Linked DNA regions of Homo sapiens: region 1 is linked to region 2. The links are chromatin contacts, found by Hi-C or POLR2A ChIA-PET in ENCODE. All regions are on one chromosome and are shown on one strand. The core of a region is the stretch at or near the end of the contact, and the rest is flanking DNA. Distances in the headings are between cores, read along the strand shown. Region 1 overlaps TTC3 (tetratricopeptide repeat domain 3). Region 2 overlaps DSCR9 (Down syndrome critical region 9).

What was found. A loop is a pair of places that touch in the nucleus more often than their neighbours do. ChIA-PET counts read pairs that join two places held with the same protein, here RNA polymerase II (POLR2A). Pooled maps may share reads with other maps.
Region 1: a loop to region 2 is called in a pooled map, with 2.1 times the contacts of the local background. The contact joins two enhancer-like sites. A Hi-C loop is called at or near these places in 3 of 50 pooled maps. POLR2A ChIA-PET finds 5 or more read pairs at or near these places in 2 of 52 experiments (activated CD4-positive, alpha-beta T cell and activated CD8-positive, alpha-beta memory T cell).

The regions. Positions count from the first base shown.
Region 1 is chr21:37,179,829-37,182,698 of GRCh38, reverse strand. The region is part of intron 35 of TTC3 (tetratricopeptide repeat domain 3); the gene reads right to left. Among named protein-coding and RNA genes, the nearest start is that of TTC3-AS1, 13 kb to the left of the region's middle. Within about 2 kb of position 1,323, at least 2 of the 41 ENCODE cell types and tissues checked have a DNase peak (open chromatin) inside an H3K27ac peak, as active enhancers do.
Region 2 is chr21:37,220,043-37,222,891 of GRCh38, reverse strand. DSCR9 (Down syndrome critical region 9) reads right to left here. Exons shown (of 3, transcript NR_026719.2): 3 at 1,156-2,654. Among named protein-coding and RNA genes, the nearest start is that of DSCR9, 13 kb to the right of the region's middle. RefSeq lists an enhancer at 1,853-2,002. Within about 2 kb of position 1,576, at least 38 of the 41 ENCODE cell types and tissues checked have a DNase peak (open chromatin) inside an H3K27ac peak, as active enhancers do.

The DNA of each region.
Region 1 (2,870 bases), core at 74-2,573, 40 kb after region 2:
GTGACGGTGCCATAGCTTAAACAATGACCTAAGTTCAGTGGAACACACTCCCAAGCTGGCGCCCTGTGGCAGACTATGCCCCCCAGCCAAGCCTGGGACACCAAGTCACACCAGACAGCCACATCCTACCCGCTACGTGTACCTGATTACAGTAAGACACCCCGAAGAACCACTCCGACGTGCCCAGAAGTGTTCACACTTACTCTCCAGCCTAAATGATTCTCTAATCTACAGGGAGTGTATGCATGTTTTAGTTGGCAAGGCCAATAGTTTTTGTTTGCTTTTATAAATATAAATGTAATCCTCTTGCTGGTCATTAAAGGCATTTGGGTTGAGATACCTGCCAGAATTTCAGGCAGTGTGACAAAGAGAAATGAAAACCTCTTTGGAGACAATGCTAGTTACCGTTCCCCTGGAGGGTTTGGTACAGCACCACTTGACACCTAACCCTCTTTGTCAACTTCCTATGTAGTTGCTGGTTTGAAACTTCTGAATCTACACATTCTCTAAAGGTTTGATGTCTTTTTTGAAGTATCATCTATTTAATTGTAGCAAGGGGTTTGGGTGGGGCACATGCTTATAAATACCAGTCACTTATAAGTAAAACATTCCCTATGTTAATATTTCTAATAATTAATTTAAACGTGAATCAAAGCAATATTTAAAGGAAACAAATATTTTCTAGTTTAAAATCTCACTATTATCAATGACGGCTTAATGAAATCCTAACTTCACATTTGCTTTAGGGAAACTTTTAATTTTTTACTTCCTATCAGGTTCCCTACAGCCTGAACTTCCTGCTTAGGCTTAGAGCACACGTAGGTCATTTCAGCTATAGAAACTCGAGGTCTTCTCTGTAAGAAAGGACACTAAAGTCAACCTACATGGATTCCATAGGAAATCATGGCCCTCAGGTCAAAAGCTCTATCAACTTAAGAGACCACTACTCCCTCTTCAGCCTTAGACACCAAGGTTTTCATGTTTTTTAAAGGCAGATTTGCTAACCAGTCAAGGTCCTTTAAGATTTCTGAATCCTACAGCAGGGATAAGGTTGATTTTGGCACAGGACAACTGTTCTTAGGTGGCAAAAATTGAACAACAGCTCAGTAATGTTCCCTTTAACATAGGAACCAGTTCTTCCCACATCTTCTTAGCTGCAACCTTGTTGATCCTGAATTTCTTGAGTCATTACTGTGACTGAGGTGACCACCATGCCTACTCTACTTAAGAATCCTGTGTTCCACCTGGTTCGGTTCTACCAGGACCAATGTGAATTTGTATGCCTTGCTGCTGGCAGCCAAGCCAATCTTGTTTCTCACCTATCCTGTGCTCCTATTCTGAGCCAATGATCTCACCTGGGATCCATCCCTTTGGCTGGGAGATTATGTGCAACCACAAGGTTATGCTGAGGCATAAGAACCTAGTTGGCAACAAGTACCTAAGGGAGTTCAAGTATCAAGAAGCACAAAGTATTATAAACATATGTGCACATACATACACATATAGCTCAGGCAACGAAAATACCACATGAGTTCATCTTCTGTTTGTACTAACCACTGCTGAATGCCATAGCTGCCTCACAATGCTAAACAGGTCAGCTATCACGAGCTTGTTTCTGACTGCATGGAAGACAGAATGATCTCCTGAACGTTTTTCTTTCAAACTTAGCATAAAACAAATAGGCTATACACAACTGTATCTGCTATATTACAGTTTATTGACATAACTATAAACAATTTCTTTTTCTCAATTAGGAAAAAACTTATCTTTTTTATTAAACCTCAGTGTTGTTCTAAAATAAATATTTGAGGTACCTTTGATAATATATACATAAATATTTAATTTTTTTTTTTTTACATTTTCTAAAGTTTTATTGTTTCATTCTTACTGAAATTAAAACATTCTTTTTTTTTTCTCCTTATAAAGCCATTTTTTTTTATTATACTTTAAGTTTTAGGGTACATGTGCACATTGTGCAGGTTAGTTACATATGTATACATGTGCCATGCTGGTGCACTGCACCCACTAACTCGTCATCTAGCATTAGGTATATCTCCCAATGCTATCCCTCCCCCCTCCCCCCACCCCACAACAGTCCCCAGAGTGTGATATTCCCCTTCCTGTGTCCATGTGATCTCATTGTTCAATTCCCACCTATGAGTGAGAATATGCAGTGTTTGGTTTTTTGTTCTTGCGATAGTTTACTGAGAATGATGATTTCCAGTTTCATCCATGTCCCTACAAAGGACATGAACTCATCATTTTTTATGGCTGCATAGTATTCCATGGTGTAAAAAAAAAGATAATATATACATAAATATTTAAAAGACAAAATAAAAAGAATGCTAAGCAGATAAAGAAAACAGAATAGAGAGAGAGGAATGACAATACAAAACCATGAGTGAGAGTAATATAAAAATGAATGGCATGCAGTCCTAACCATTCTTTAGAAATAACATGAAAACTTTCTGGCAGACAAGGTCAAAGAGAAAATATAATGAACTGTACAATTCAATATAAAACATAAAAACAAACCAGTTGCACAAGAGAGGCCCTGGAAGTGATGGCAGACAGAAGGGCCTCAAGAAGAGGATGCTGCAGAAACGCCCCACAAGACCAGCACAGAGCCTGACACTTAAGAGAACATTCAAGAAATATCTGTCACATGAAAGAATGGATAATATCCCCAACTCCATACTAGCAGTAAACAAAGCAGCAAACTTCACAGAATGTGAGCCTGATGTCCTCTGATGTAGGCTGATAGAGAACATGAAAACACAATTCATTAAATGCAGCTTTTCAGGGGCCAAGCACACACTGTTTGATAAACATTTGCAAAGCTCCTAGTTTGTATACTAAGCTAGGTGCTG
Region 2 (2,849 bases), core at 327-2,826:
CCATAACCTAGGCATTACCATTCAGGACATAGGCATGGGCAAGGACTTCATGTCTAAAACACCAAAACCAATGGCAACCAAAGGCAAAATTGACAAATGGGATCTAATTAAACTAAAGAGCTTCTGCACAGCAAAAGAAACTACCATCAGAGTGAACAGGCAACCTACAAAATGGGAGAAAATTTTCGCAACCTACTCATCTGACAAAGGGCTAATATCCAGAATCTACAATGAACTCAAACAAATTTACAAGAAAAAAACAACCCCATCAACAAGTGGGTGAAGGATATGAACAGACACTTCTCAAAAGAAGACATTTATGCAGCCAAAAAACACATGAAAAAATGCTCATCATCACTGGCCATCAGAGAAATGCAAATCAAAACCACAATGAGATACCATCTCACACCAGTTAGAATGGCGATCATTCAAAAGTCAGGAAACAACAGGTGCTGGAGAGGATGTGGAGAAATAAGAACACTTTTACACTGTTGGTAGGACTGTACACTAGTTCAACCATTGTGGAAGACAGTGTGGCGATTCCTCAGGGATCTAGAACTAGAAATACCATTTGACCCAGCCATCCCATTACTGGGTATATACCCAAAGGACTATAAATCATGCTGCTATAAAGACACACGCACGTGTATGTTTATTGCGGCATTATTCACAATAGCAAAGACTTGGAACCAACCCAAATGTCCAACAATGACAGATTGGATTAAGAAAATGTGGCACATATACACCATGGAATACTATGCAGCCATAAAAAACGATGAGTTCATGTCCTTTGTAGGGACATGGATGAAATTGGAAATCATCATTCTCAGTAAACTATCGCAAGAACAAAAAACCAAACACCGCATATTCTCACTCATAGGTGGGAACTGAACAATGAGAACACATGGACACAGGAAGGGGAACATCACACTCTGGGGACTGTTGTGGGGTGGGGGGAGGGGGAGGGATAGCATTGGGAGATATACCTAATGCTAGATGACGAGTTAGTGGGTGCAGCGCACCAGCATGGCACATGTATACATATGTAACTAACCTGCACACTGTGCACATGTACCCTAAAACTTAAAGTATAATAATAAAAAAGAAAAATTGCTTCAAATGAACAACAAAAAAAAAGAGGCTGTGAACAATGAATCTAAAACAATATTTTCTTTTGGGAAATGCCCGTTTTGGCAGGAATACATTTTGGCTCCGCTGTGCTGTGAATTCGGAGGAAAAGTAGGGAGGGCCGGAAAGCCCAGGGCTTCATGCAGAGTAGACATCAAGAACCCACCTGCTCTGGAGTCTTGGTGGGCAAGGGGAACGAACCTTCCAGTCCATTTCTACCGTCACCATAATTCCTGTGTCTGAATCTGAATCACCTTCTTCAAAAACTGGGGGCTGAGGTTGCCTCCACATGCTAACGCTGATTCAGGGCGGCAGCAGATGCTGGTGTTCTCAGTTCCTTCCTGCTTCCGCTTCCTGTTCAGGAACAGGGCCGCATTTTCCCATCCTCTTCGGCTGTAGGCGTGGTCACGTGACCAGGAGGGCGGGGCGCGCCTGCCTAGCATACGCTGGAGGACGGCGCCCTCACCCTGGCGGGAGGTGGATCCCCAGCGCGGTGCAGTTACATCGCAGACATGGGCTCGTCTATACGCTGCTGGACGGCCGGGGTCTGGGCTCCACAGCCGGGGGGCACCACCCTGGAGCTGGTGATAGGGGAGGGAATCGCCGCTCGGGCGCCCGGGCCTCGCGCGGAGCCTGCGTGCGCGGGAGTTCACGGGGCAAATCCTGCCCATCCTCCGCGCTCAGGCGTGGCTTCAAAAGCCTCGGGCCGGGTGGTGCAGCCCCAGCATAACCTGGCGCCCCGGTGGCTGCTGGAGTGGTTGGCTCAGAATGGAAGGAAACGGTGGGGTCTGCGTTACTCTGTGGTGATAAAAAAGAGAAGCGGCAGCTTAGCGCCAAGAATAAATGATGACCGCCGGAATCCCTGCCGTTAGGCGCAGGTCTTGGCATGAGAGCTGCAACAGGGCGGCCAGCTGGGCGCCAGGGGGCCTGGGCCGCCTGTCCGGTGCGGGTCCCCGAATATCCTGGGCTCTTCCGGGAAGTGCCGCTGCGGTGAGGCCAGAGCCTCCCGCTACGGAGGATGCGATGTGATGTGCTGTGCGTTGCTCTACTCAACGGAGCGCCATTCCCGTGGTTTCGCCTTGCTGCAGTTTCAGTAGATACCGGCTATTGATTTTGGTCTGAGACTCGCAGCCATGTGAACATTAGTGTTATTCTGGGTCAGGCCGTCTTCTAAGTGCTGTATGTTACCTCGTTATAGCGACCCTGTGAGGAGGGAACTGTTAGTAGCATTAGCAGTCTAGGAAAAGAAATCCATTTTGCCAGGCGCTTGTCCATCCGTCTGCGCACCTCCCCACCGTTCCATCCCAGGCGAGCAGTCTGTAACGTGGTGCAGTTTTGCCTGCGCTGCAGCCCATTCTTTCACCTCGCTTCATTTGGGTTTTACTTTGCCGTGTCATTGACAAGTTTTTCTATGCATTTGTTCCCATGTATGCATCACAGGTTATTAGCTGCGTCACCACGTGTTGAGACGCGCGAAGGGCTCTGTTACCTCTTCATGGTTTGAATTGTTACGTCACCCTGGCGTTCTTGAACAAAGAATTGGACAAAACACACAAAGCAAGGAAAGAAGGAAGCAACAAAAGCAGAGATTTGTTGAAAATGAAAGTACACCCACAAGGTGGGAGCAGCCCATGAGGCTGAAGGGCCCGGTGACACAATTTTCTGGGATTTAAATACCCTGTAGAGGTTTCCCATTGGTTACTTGGTGTACACCTTGTGTA